2 separate regions of the Homo sapiens genome follow, and region 2 is linked to region 1. Evidence: read pairs that join two places in POLR2A ChIA-PET (ENCODE). Cell type or tissue: PC-9. All regions are shown on one strand. Each heading gives the region's core, and the rest is flanking DNA. Links, peaks and the distances in the headings are about the cores only.

Evidence for each region. ChIA-PET counts read pairs that join two places held together with the same protein. Peaks named below come from ENCODE experiments on the same cell type or tissue, not always from the same donor. Only the 100,000 strongest peaks of a DNase experiment are listed, where the experiment ranks them.
Region 2: POLR2A ChIA-PET joins it to region 1 with 14 read pairs; 2 of 35 experiments call an interaction of 5 or more read pairs at or near these places.

Annotation. Positions count from the first base shown.
Region 1 is chr5:91,148,693-91,155,027 of GRCh38, reverse strand. It overlaps ADGRV1 (adhesion G protein-coupled receptor V1), which reads right to left. Exons shown (of 90, transcript NM_032119.4): 88 at 4,807-4,998; 89 at 1,630-1,807. It overlaps LOC107986432 (a long non-coding RNA gene), which reads left to right. Exons shown (of 7, transcript XR_001742795.2): 7 at 2,840-3,206. Among named protein-coding and RNA genes, the nearest start is that of LUCAT1, 160 kb to the left of the region's middle. In PC-9, for the core only: no CTCF peak of the experiment used is centred there; a DNase peak (open chromatin) is centred at 2,887.
Region 2 is chr5:91,252,523-91,258,857 of GRCh38, reverse strand. The region is part of intron 1 of LOC107986432 (a long non-coding RNA gene); the gene reads left to right. Among named protein-coding and RNA genes, the nearest start is that of LUCAT1, 59 kb to the left of the region's middle. In PC-9, for the core only: no CTCF peak of the experiment used is centred there; no DNase peak of the experiment used is centred there.

The sequences.
Region 1 (6,335 bases), core at 948-5,947:
CTTTCCATAGTGATATGATTTGGCTGTGTCCCCACCCAAAATCTCATCTTGAATTGTAAGAGTCAATTGTAATTGTATAATTCAATTATAATTGTAATTCTAGCCCCACATTCTCCACGTGTGGTGGGCAGGACCACGTGGAGGCAACTGGATCATGGGGGCAGTTTACCCTATGCTATTCTTATGATAGTGAGTGAGTCTCACGAGATCTGATGGTTTTACAAGTGTCTGGCATTTCCCCTGCTTGCCCTCACTCTGTCCTGCCACCCTGTGAAGAAGGTGCCTGCTTCTCCTTTGCCTTCCGCCATGATTGTACATTTCCTGAAGCTTCCCCAGCCATGTGGTACTGTGAGTCAATTAAACCTCTTTCCTTTATAAATTACCCAGTTTCCAGTATTTCTTCATAGCAGTGTGAGAATGGACTAATACAGATAGGATGTGCCATTCTTAACAAAGCACTCGAGAGGCGGTTGTGCCACAGCGGCTGAGAGCACGGTCTCAAGGCCAGGCGGCCTGCATCTGCTTTGCGCCGCCGCTTAACTATGTAACCTTGGGAAGGTTGTAAAATATGATACATGAAAATATGCTGTTATTCTTAGGAATTTTGGAGTATTTTTCAAGATATAATAAAATTTTAACTTCAAAATAATAAAGAAAAATGTTTTAGCAAAGCAATATACTTCATAGCCAAACAATAAAACTATAAGAAAGTAAAATGCACTTCTGAATAAATATTTCAATAACTTCAACTGGGCATGGACACATTTTCTTGCTTATGTGGTTATCTAGAAATTAAAATTCACTGGAATTTTTATAAGTGTCAGTTCAACATTTTTCTGAGGAAAAAATTTTTAAACTGCATATTTGATTTGAAAACTCAAATTAGTTTACGGTTTTCTTTTAATGTTCAAAATAGAATTTCTGACCAATAAAATATCCACTATGTTTATATTATGAATGCAGATATCATTTAGACACACTGGAAAGAATGATATCCACTAACTGTTTCACCCAGGAGCGTGTGACCCTTAATCAGGCGGTTTCATGGTCTTTTATTGCCTTAGCATGTTTCTAGTATCATATGCTGATGAGTTGGGACCTCTTGGACTGTTTTCCTCTCATTCTGTAAGAACTATCCACTGGGGTCAAAGTTGAGTGGGACTGAGTAAATAGGAGGGTCAAAGAATTATTGTATGTGATAGCACTTGGAAATTATAGAACTATACCATGCTCATTATGTTGCCTTGGAAAGTTTCTGCTTCAAAGGCACTGCATAAGAAGGTCTCTTTGGCAGGCCAGAGGCAAAACTCCCTCAGTGAGATCCCTATCGACTGTCTATAGCAAACTTAATAGTATCTTGGTGTTCTAGCAAGATTCCAGGACAGGGATATTTACATTTAGTTAGAGTATGTCTTTTTTGAAAACAAGTTATAAATTATTTTTAGGTTGTCTTACATTTGGTGCCAAGAACAAAATATCCTAGAGTTTTCCTGGGATTAGGAATGGGTCATGAGAATCAGGATGTGCTAAGGGTGACTGATAGTACTTTGCAACTTCATGGAAAGAAAATATAAATTGTAACATAGCAAGAGTGCCTACTTCTAATGTCGTTCATGGGTTCATACATACCAGTTTTTAATGCAAATATTAAATCATCAAACTCCTGGGACTCCTCATCGGCTATCAGTGACCCCTGGCCATATCCTCCAGAGGACGGGAACGTGGCTCCATTTTGTGGACTTGGCTTTAAATCAGGGCTGGCCTGACTGCCCTGTTGGAAGGATGCTCTCTCCCAGTCAGGTGGCACCTTTTTAGATTGGGATGGGGGGAAAAAGAAACCATAATATGAATGCATACACATTCACTATGAAACCCAAATGGACAATTGATCTCTGCCTCTCCGTACAAAGACCTTGCTAAACGGCAGTGGCATTGTTTTGAAACTAGACCTTTACTTATTTATAAATTTATTTTTTCTAGAGATGGAGTCTCACTACATTGCTCAGGCTGGTCTCAAACACCTGGGCTCAAGAGATCCTGCCTCAGCCTCTCAAAGTGCCGTGATTATGGGTGTGAACCACCATGCCTGGCCTTAAATTTCGGTGGGAGGATTGCTTGAGCCCAGGAGTTAGAGACCCACCTGGACAAGACTGTAAGACCCCCATCTCTACGAAAATTTTTACAATGTAAAAAATTAGCTGGGTATGGTGGTGTGCACCTGTATTCCCAGCTACTCAGGAGGCTGAGGTGGGAGACTCACTTGAGCTCAGAAGTTTGAGGCTGCAGTGGGCTATGATCATGCCACTGTGCTCCAGCCTGGGTGACAGAGAGACATCCTGTCTCTACTAAAAAAACAAAAACAAAAACAAAACAAAACAAAATAAAACAACTTTAATTTTATCTTCATTCTTTAGAAAATTATGTCTCTCCCTGAGACAATTTAATCTGTGATTCTAAACCATGTCTCTATTTGAATTACTTGTAGATTTCTATGTTGTCATGTGTGGGGAACGAAAACTAATTTTTAACCCAATAAATACTTTTTTTTGGTAAGATGTATGCAAAGAAAATTCTGTTAAAAAATATAAGAAATGGAGAAGAATCCTCCTAATCCTTTATCTAAAATGCCACATAGGATTTTAAATATAGTAGGTATCTATAAGGATATACTAAATTGAGAAAAATACTTTCATAGCATTCCTCCTTGTTTTTGATTGAATGATTAAAAAGATAGCTCTATCCTGGAATGATTAAATGTATTTACATCCCTCTAGGTTACTGGTAAACAACCCCTTAATCCTTCCTTCCTGTACTTTCCCTTCTCTGCATGGTTTTTTAGAATGTCTCTGACGGCACTTCACTGACAGCTGAATCAAGGCCAATTCTATGCCTCTGAGGAATGCAGAGCATACTTCAGGCTCTCCTGTTGCACAACACCCAAGTGAGCACCCAAGTGGTGGCTCTGGACCAAGAATTGGACTGTTACAGCTACTGCCTACCAACATAGGGTGTTCTGAGAGACAGGTTACAGCTACTGCCTATCAACACAGGGTGTTCTGAGAAACAGCAAAGACACTTCGTTTCTGAAAATGGCGATCTGAGAACTTTAGAAATGAACTTGAGAGGAAAAGATGAACCTTAAAAAATTTCACTAGGAAGTTGAACATCTAGACCAGCAGTGTCCAATAAAACTTTCTGCACTGATACAAATGTGTTATATCTGTGTTCTCCAATATGGCAGCTACCAAACACATGTGGCTGTTGAGCACTTAAAATGTGGTGAGGGTGAATGATAAACTGACTCTTTAATGTTGCCTAACTTTAGTTTAAATTTAAATAGCCACATGCAGCTAATGGTTATTGTATTGAACAGTTCAGATGTAAACAAATGCTGGACTGAGCAACCATTCAAAAAAAATTTTAAGATTCATTTCTGAATTCTTGATCCTAAAAAAGTCCCTGTTTCCATTGGGCCTGCTGTGATGAAATAAGTCTATTTTAAGAACTTTGGGGATAGAGAAATCGTACTAGATTTCCAAAAAATTAAGGATACTAAAGATATAGGTTGATTTTTAAAGACTGTACTTGAACTTATTCATTTTATAACTCAAATTTTGTACCCTTTGATCAAAATCCTTCATTTCTTTCACCCCCAGCACCTGACAACCACCTTTCTACTCTGTTTCTGTTACTAGTTAATAATTCTGTATATAAAAATTTCTCATTCAAACTAAAAATATATATAGTACTTGAATTGTGAATATTTACCTTAATTTTAACCTAACATAAATAAAATACCTTTCCATATTGCTATGAAGGACAAAAGTTATCTCTGGACAGGTAAGTTATCAGTCTATTGATTTATCTATCTACCAATCTCTCCATCCATCTATTAATATAAACTGTTTCCTTTTCAGACAGATGTACCTTGATTTCCTGCCATTTTTCAGGAAGTAAACACAAATACTGTTTTCCTTGGCTCCTTAATATAAAGAGGGCAATATGAGCTTATAAAAAAATGGTAACCAAGCACATCTTGGACACTGCAGAAATTTTTAGAGGCCTTTGTTACTATCTCCTCCTGGCCAAAGGAATTCAGGGATGTTTTAAAATGTGAGCAGTGGCCCCACTGCTAGGGGCAGCATTACTGACAAGCTGGTGGCAATGGGATTCACACACAGGAAATAAAAATGATGTGGACAGAATGCAGAGAGCAATGGGAGGTAGATTTGTACAGAGGAAATCCTGGCTAGATTTTCCAATAGTGCTGCAGAAGCACTCTTCTGAGCTTGTTTTCTAAAATATTTTCTGGTATGTAAATTGAAAAGAGGTTTGGCTTAATTTCTTTTCTCTGTTTGCTGGGATTGAAGTAGTGAGTTGGAATGGGTGGAGGAAGAGAGCTATGAAAGTATTTTTAGGAAAAATAGCATCTTAAGAACCATTTCCTTGGCAGACCCAGTCACTGACATGTCAAATTAGAAAGATTCTGAAGAAAGAAATGTCAAATTATACTCCATCTGATTTCCCAACACAAACTGCTGGTCAGTCTAGCTCACAGGGTGAGGAAGAAAAAGAATTAGATAATGGGTGTGACGCTATAGTAAGGAAACCAAGTACCATAGGTCAGAAGTTGTCACCTGGTGTGATTCATCTTGATTTAAAAGTCACCTAGTGTGATTCATCTTGTACTCTTTATGAGGTGGAGAGCCTGTCAATGAGACAGACAGACACAGAGAGAGAGACAGACAGAGAGAGAGAGAGAGACAGAGACAGAGAGACAGAGAATGAAAGGGCAAGGGCAGACACCTCCTCCATAGCACCGATGAGATTCTGGGTGGACTTGCTGATTTCCCCTCCAGCAGGAGGCATTCCACTCCCGGGCGTGAAAAAGGCTGTGCTGGGTCCAGGATGCCCATTCATTTCCACAGTGTAACTGGCCTTCATAGGGCAACACATTTGGTTGTGTAAAATGAAATAAACCATGAAAACATAAAGTCCCTGCAAAAAAAAAAAAAAAAGAAAAGAAAAGAAAAAGAAAAAGAACATCAGCATGTCAAAGTCAGTCCTGCTACCGTAGCTGAAGAATAAACATGGTTGTATTGGTCCATTCTCATGCTGCTATGAAGAAATACCCAAGACTGGGTAATTTGTTTTTCTTTCTTTCTTTTTTTCTTTCTCTTTTTTTTTTTTTTTTTTGAGCTGGAGTTTTATTCTGTCACCGAGGCTGGAGTGCAGTGGCATGATCTTGGCTCACTGCACTTCTGCCTCTCAGACTCAAGTGATTCTCCTGCCTCAGTCTCCCGAGTAGCTGGGACTATGGGCGTGTGCCACCACACCTGGCTAATTTTTATATTTTTAGTAGAGACGGGGGTTTCATCATGTTGGCCAGGCTGGTCTCGAACTCCTGACCTCAAGTGAGCCACCCACCTCAGCCTCACAAAGTGCTGGGATTACAGGTGTGAGCCACCGTGCCCAGCCAAGACTGGGTAATTTATAAAGAAAAGAGGTTTAATTGACTCACAGTTCCACATGGCTGGGGAGGCCTCAAGAAACTTAACATCATGGTGGAAGGCACCTCTTCACAGGGTGGCAGGAGAAACAATGAGTGCAAGGAGGGGAAATGCCAGACGCTTATAAAACCATCAGATCTCATGAGACTCACTAATTATCATGAGAACAGCACAGAGAAAACTGCCTCCATGATCCAATTATTTCCACCTGGTCCTGCCCTTGACACATGGGGATTATTATAATTCAAGGTGAGTTGTGGAGAACACAGAGCCAAACCATATCATTCCGCCCCTGGGCACTCCCAAATCTCATGTCCTCACATTTCAAAACACAATCATGTCCTTCCAACAGTCTCCCAAAGTCTTAACTCATTCCAGCATTAACCCAAAAGTCCAACTCCAAAGTCTCATCTGGGACAAGGCAAGTCCCTTCCACCTCTGAGCCTGTAAAATCAAAAGCAAGTTAGTTGCTTCCTAGATATGATGGGGATACAGACATTGGGTAAATACACCCATTCCAAATGTGAGTAATTGGTCAAAACAGAGGGGCAACAGACTCCATGCAAGTCCAAAATCCAATAGGGCAGTCATTAATCCTTAAAGTCAAAAAATGATCTTTGACTCTATATCTTACATCCAGGTTCACGCTGATGCAAGAGGTGGGTTCCCGCGGCCTTGGACAGCTCCACCCCTGTGGCTTTGCACATTACAGACCCCCTCCCAGCTGCTTTCACAAGCTGGCTTTGAGTGTCTGTGGCTTTTCCAGGCACACAGTGCATGCTGTTTGTGGATAAACCATTCTGGGGTCTAGAAGATGGTGGGCCT
Region 2 (6,335 bases), core at 879-5,878, 100 kb before region 1:
ATACGCATGACAAGCATTTTGAAACAGCAATAGATGGTATAAGAAGATCCTACACAATGTTAAATTTAGAAGTGTCCACCAAAGGATAGCTCACTGAAGTACAAAGAGCTTGGAAGAACCAATTTCTAAGTCTTTATGTTCTATATCAGTTACCCTAAGTATTTTGAAATATCTATAGTTTTTTTTTTTTTTTTTGAGATGGAGTCTTGCTCTGATGCCCAGGCTGGAGTGCAGTGGTGTGACCTTGGCTCACTGCACCCTCCACCTCCCGGGCTCAAGTGAGTCTCCTGCCTCAACCTCCTGAGTAGCTGGGACTACAGGCATGTGCCACCATGCCTGACTAATTTTTTGTAGTTTTAGTAGAGATGAGGTCTCACCATGTTGGCCAGGCTGGTATTGACCTCAGGTGATCTGCCTGGCTTGGCCTCCAAAAGTGCTGGGATTACAGGCATGTGCCACCATGCCTGGCCATCGAAACATCTATAATTGTGTAGATTTCCTTACTGCTTACTCTGCAATGGCAAAATCTGTTTAAATATTTCTTTGGTGGGGGGTTTCTTTGGTGGGGGGTGTTTAGAAATGCACACAGAAAGAACATTTGCAAACACATTTGAACAAAGCTTGTTTGGAGACTAATTTTTACTTCTATGATGTTGAGCACATAAAATGACAATTATATTATTTCCTCTAAAATAAAAAAAAAAAAAGTTTAGGCATGAGGTGGCCATAGAATTTATCTGTACTGAAGCAATTGGGTTGTATGGATTCTTATATTACATGGTAAATATTTTGCATTTGTCCAGAGTAAGCCTCAGTAATTAGGCCATAATCGTAATTTGTCACTCTTAAAGACTACAACTGTGTGTATTTGCAAAGGTTAATGACAATTCGATTTTTCAATAATTCTGGGAGCATTGTTTACCAAACTAAGATGGCTAGCAAGACTCTTATCGTTTACTTGATATAAATATATTTTATTAAATACTTAAGACTACATAACTACATAACTTTGTAAAGAAAGCTTTTAACCAAATTTTGGAAATTAAAGGTGAGTTTTTTCTTTCTAAAGCTGTGATTTTAACCTTCATGGTGCCCAGTCATGTGCCATATATTATTTAATATTTAATAAATAGATGTCATGACATCTATACACACATATATTTTAGTATTAAAATCTATATTATTGGTTTTTCCTTAAAACTATTCAGAAGGTAATAAGCAATTCTATTTCTATTTTACAGACAAAGGTATGAATATTTAAATGTGTAATAGGCTAAATCACATGAGTAGCAGAATGAGTACCAGAACATGATTCATTAATTTTGTGTTTACAGATCAGTGAGCCCCAGAATATTTTTGTTTCTGGACTGTTCTTTAGTCAGGGTGGATTAAACTACATCTGTATTTGCTGTTGGAGAGATTCCAAATGCACATTTTATATGGTATAAGTTGAAAGTGGAATAAAATGTTACTGGAAAAGATCACCTTTTCCACATAAAATCCAGGCTTTCAAAAGAAGCATAGTCTAGATTCATATAATTCTGGAACATCAGAATAAATAAACCAATCAATAAACTAATAAGGGAAGGAAGGTTTCTTAGTTACTCTTCCAGATTTTACGGCTGGTTGCAGTATCATGTTCATGTTAGTAAATGGCTTTGGGAAGCCTATTAGCCAGCAGAAATGTGAACTAAAGATTATACTCAGTGGAATAACAGTAGTTAGCATTAACCAGATAGCAAATTTCAATAAAATCATTTCAAATTGGAGAGAATAATCCCATTTGGAAACTTCTGTTACCTGTTCAAACAACAATGGTATTGAACATGTTTTTTTTTTTTTTTTTGAGATGGAGTCTTGCACTAGAGTTAGGCCAGGCGCAGTGGCTCACACCTGTAATCTCAGCACTTTGGGAGGCTGAGGGGGTGGAGCCCGGGCTGGAGTGCAGTGGTGTGATCTCAGCTCACTGCAACCTTTGCCTCCTGGGTTCAAGCGATTCTCCTGCCTCAGACTCCCAAGTAGCTGGGATTACAAGCACCTGCCACCAGGCCTGGCTAATTTTTTGTGATTTTAGTAGAAATGGGGCTTCACTATGCTTTCCAGGCTGGTCTTGAACCCCTGACCTCGTGATTCTCCTGCCTCGGCCTCCCAAAGTGCTGGGATTACAGGCGTGAGCCACCACGCCTGGCCTGAACATCTATTTTATGTCCACCAGTGGTATAGGGTGATGAGATATGAGAGAGAAAATTAAGAGTTTTTTGCCTTCAAAGAATTTATAATCTAGTTCTTCCTGACTGTTTCATTTCAGGGTGGCCAATACAAGCTTTAGATGCTTCTTGATACCTTTATTTAAAGAACCAAATTTTGTCAGAATCACTCAACTCATCAGGCACCGTGGCTGACACCTATAATCCCAACACTTTGGAAGGCTGAAGTCGGAGGATCAATTGAACCCAGGAGTTCAAGACCAGCCTGGACAATATAGCAAGACCCTGTCTCCACAAAAGAATTAAAAAACTAGCTGGGCTTGGTGGCATGCACCTGTAGTCCCAGCTACATGGGAAGCCGAGGTGGGAGGATTGCTTGAGCCCGAGAGGTTAAGGCTGCAGTGGGCCACGATTGTGCCACTACGCTTCAGCCTGGGCAACAGAGTGAGACCCCACCCCCACCCTGCCCCCCTAAAGAAAGAGAAAAAAAATCGCTCATCTCTTTTGGAGGGTACCAAGAAGCAAATGAATGATAGTGAAAATATATAGTGCAAACAGTCCTTATTTTCTTCAGTTGGTGATGATTCAATGACCTGTTAGAAAGATCTCAGTGTAGAAAAGGCCTTGACTAGTCAGGTGATCTTTGTGAACTCCTTCACCCTCAGAAAGGAAAAATAATATTGGTTCTGCCTCCTGGCACTGGCAAGAAACACATGAATGCCTGTGCAAGTGCATATCAAGGACTGCAATGTCATTTATCAACAGATTTCCAAAGCAGCAAAGAGCAAGCATTTAAACCATGCAATTGAATTTTAGGAAAAATGCTCAAAAATAAAATTTGACTAATTATTCAACCTTGTTAGGCATTCTGCCCGATCATCTTTCTTTTTTCCTACACAGCGCAAAACACTTATTTGTGGTATTCATTAGAAGGAAAAAATAATAATTATTGTTATTGTGCCAAATTTTTGGTAAAAATTAGTTAAAAGCTTATCAACCTACTAGATTTTTTTTATCTAGTCTTGCCTTATGGTAATTATGCTGAAATATCAATTGCACAATCATTTATTGTGCAAGGTCAAGGTACAATTCACTGTATTAGACACGGAAAGAAATACATGAATATAAATATTAACCTATTTTTGATGTCCAGATACTTATAACCTAGCAGAGATAACTCTTTTTTTTTTTTTTTTTTTTTTTTTTTTTTTTCTGAGACAGAGTTTTGCTCTTGTCGCCCAGGCTGGAGTGCAGTGACACCATCTTGGCTCACTGCAACCTCCGCCTCCTGAGTTCAAGCAATTCTCCTGCTTCAGCCTCCTGAGTAGCTAGGATTACAGGCACCTGCCACACGCCCAGCTGATTTTTGTATTTTTAGTAGAGACAGTGTTTCGCCGTATTGGCCAGGCTGGTCTTGAACTCCTGTCCTCAGGTGATCCACCCACCTTGGCCTCCCAAAGTGCTGGGATTACAGGCGTGAGCCTATAAATAGGAGATTGTGCTGAAAGTGTTTATAAGATGCAGTTGGACACCTCTCACCCCAGAGCTCCTCCTCTACTCTGTATAGTAGATCAAGTGTAGGCCCAACAAGGACAAAATATTGCAGGTTTATTCAAAAGAGGGTATTGGAAATGGAAGACACTAGGCAACATCGAAGCTAGGGGCTACTCTGCAAAGAACAGTGGAATTAAGTGATTTTTAACATATATTCTAAGAGCAGTCAGCTTGTCTTCCTATCCTTAGTTCCCAGAATGTTTGCTTCCAGCTTCTACTCTCTCTAGGCTGAAGAGTGGAAAAGTCATCTCTGGGGAACCTGATGAGCCAAGAAGACCTAAAGATCCTGATATCAGAGTTCCTTCAAAGAAATGGGCCACGCATATCACCCACCAAGAGCAAAGGACCATCTAAATGTAGTGCATCCAGAAGATGCTCAGAGCTCTCTATTCGCTTTCTAGTCACCTGCTCTTAGGGAATCCAAGGTCATTCAACATCTGAGAGGATCCACTTATGTGAAAGACAGAGAGGGCAACAAGTAGATTAAAACAACATTGAAGGCATGGATACAGGCAGGAGGAGAAAAGGGAAATACTTTCATATCTCTGATGGAGAAGAGAGAATGCTGTATCCATAAAAGTGAACAGTTTGATGATCTATCATCTATCTATCTATCTATCTATCATCATCTATCTCTCTCTCTATCATCTATTTATCTGTCTCTAAAAAGAGTAAGAAAGACATCCTTAATATTCAAATCACGAGAATATATATTAAAAAAATACCCAATAGAAGAGTTGAAGGTCGGGCGTAGTGGCTCACGCTTGTAATTCCAGCACTTCGGGAGGCCGAGGAGGGTGGATCACTTGAGGCCAGGAGTTCGAGACCAGCCTGGCCAACATGGTAAAACCCCATCTCTACAAAAAAAAAAAAATACAAAAATCAGCTGGGCATGGTAGCACATGTGTGTGCAATCCCAGCTACTCGGGAGGCTAAGGTGAGAGGATCACCTGAGCCTGGGAGGTCAAGATTACTAAGCTATGCTTGTGCCACTACACTCCAGCTTGGGTAACAGAGTGAAACTTTGTCTCAAAAAAAAAAAAAAAGAGAGAGAGAGAAAGATAATTATATAAATTGAGGACATCTCTCACAAGGTAGAGTGAAAAGACAATGAGAAGGATAATTACATAGAGAAAAGATTTAGAGGACTAAAGGACCAGTGCAAGAAGTTCAATATCTGCATAACAGGTATTTCAGATGGTAAAAGGAATCTGAGGATTTTTTTTAAGAAGAAGAAAAAAATTCATAAAAGGAGATAAGAGAAAATGGATAGAAGAAAATAATCAAATAAGTAAATCAAGAACATTTGTCGGAACTGAAGGATATGAATTTCTACATTAAAAGGGGACTACCAAGGGCCCCAAGCAGTAATTCTAATTGTTTCAGTGGAATTTTAAAAATTGCTTTTATAGAGACAGGGTCTCACTATGTTGTCCAGGCTGGTCTTGAACTTATGGGCTGAAATGATCCTCCCACCCTGTCCTCCCAAAGTGCTGGGATTATAGGCACAAGTCACCATGTCTGGCCTCAGTGGGATTTTTTTTTTTTTTGAGGTTGGGAGAGAGTTTTTTGGTCATATTTTCTTTTCTTGTTTGAGACAGGGTCTCACTTTGTTGCCCAGGCTGGAGTGCAGTGGTGCAATCATGGTTCACTGCAGCCTTGACCTCCCAGGCTCAAGAAATCCTTCTGCTTCAGCCTCCCAAGTAGCTGGGACTACAGGCATGCACCACCACACCTGGCTAATTAAAAAAAAATTTTTTTTTTGTAGAGACAGATTTCACTATGCTGCCCAGGCTACTTTTGACCTCTTGGGCTCAAGTGATCCTCCTGCCTTAGCCCCCTAAAGTGTTCGGATTACAGGCATGAGCCACCATGACCTGCCATGTCTTAACTTCTAAATAATATGCTTATATAGCTGCTTTGTGAGTTTTCAGCTTTAGATGTCATCTATTGTGTTAGTCCGTTTTCACATTGCTATAAAGAACTCCCCTGAGACTGGGTGATTTACAAAGGAAAAGTTTCAATTGACTCACAGTTCCACATGGCTGGAGAGACCTCAGGAAACACAATCATGGTGGAAGGGAAAGCAGGCATCTTCTTCACAAGTTGGCAGGAAAGAGAAGAGTGAGGAGGAACTTCCAAACACTTAAAAACCATAGATATTGTGAGAATTCACTCACTATCACTGGAACAGCATGGGGGAAACTGCCCCCAGGATCTAATCACCTCCCTCCCTCAACACGTGGGGATTACAATTGGAAATGAGATTGGATGGGGACACAGAGCCAAACCATATCATCTATTGACTTCCTATTTTAGGATGAGCATTATTTACTCATTACTTTCTTCCTATGTATCTATTCTTCTCTTCTTACCATTCACCTCGTATAATTATGTTTTAATTTTGGCTAAACCAGTATTCACAATTTACATTATTATGACTACATAAAAGCTGCTCACAGCTGAGACATGTAGCATTTTATAATTTCTCTTTTTGTTTCCGATATAATCTTTTGCTTTCCTCTAAGTTAATCTTTGTCTTGTTTCTTCATTTGTGAAATTTGAAAGTTTAAG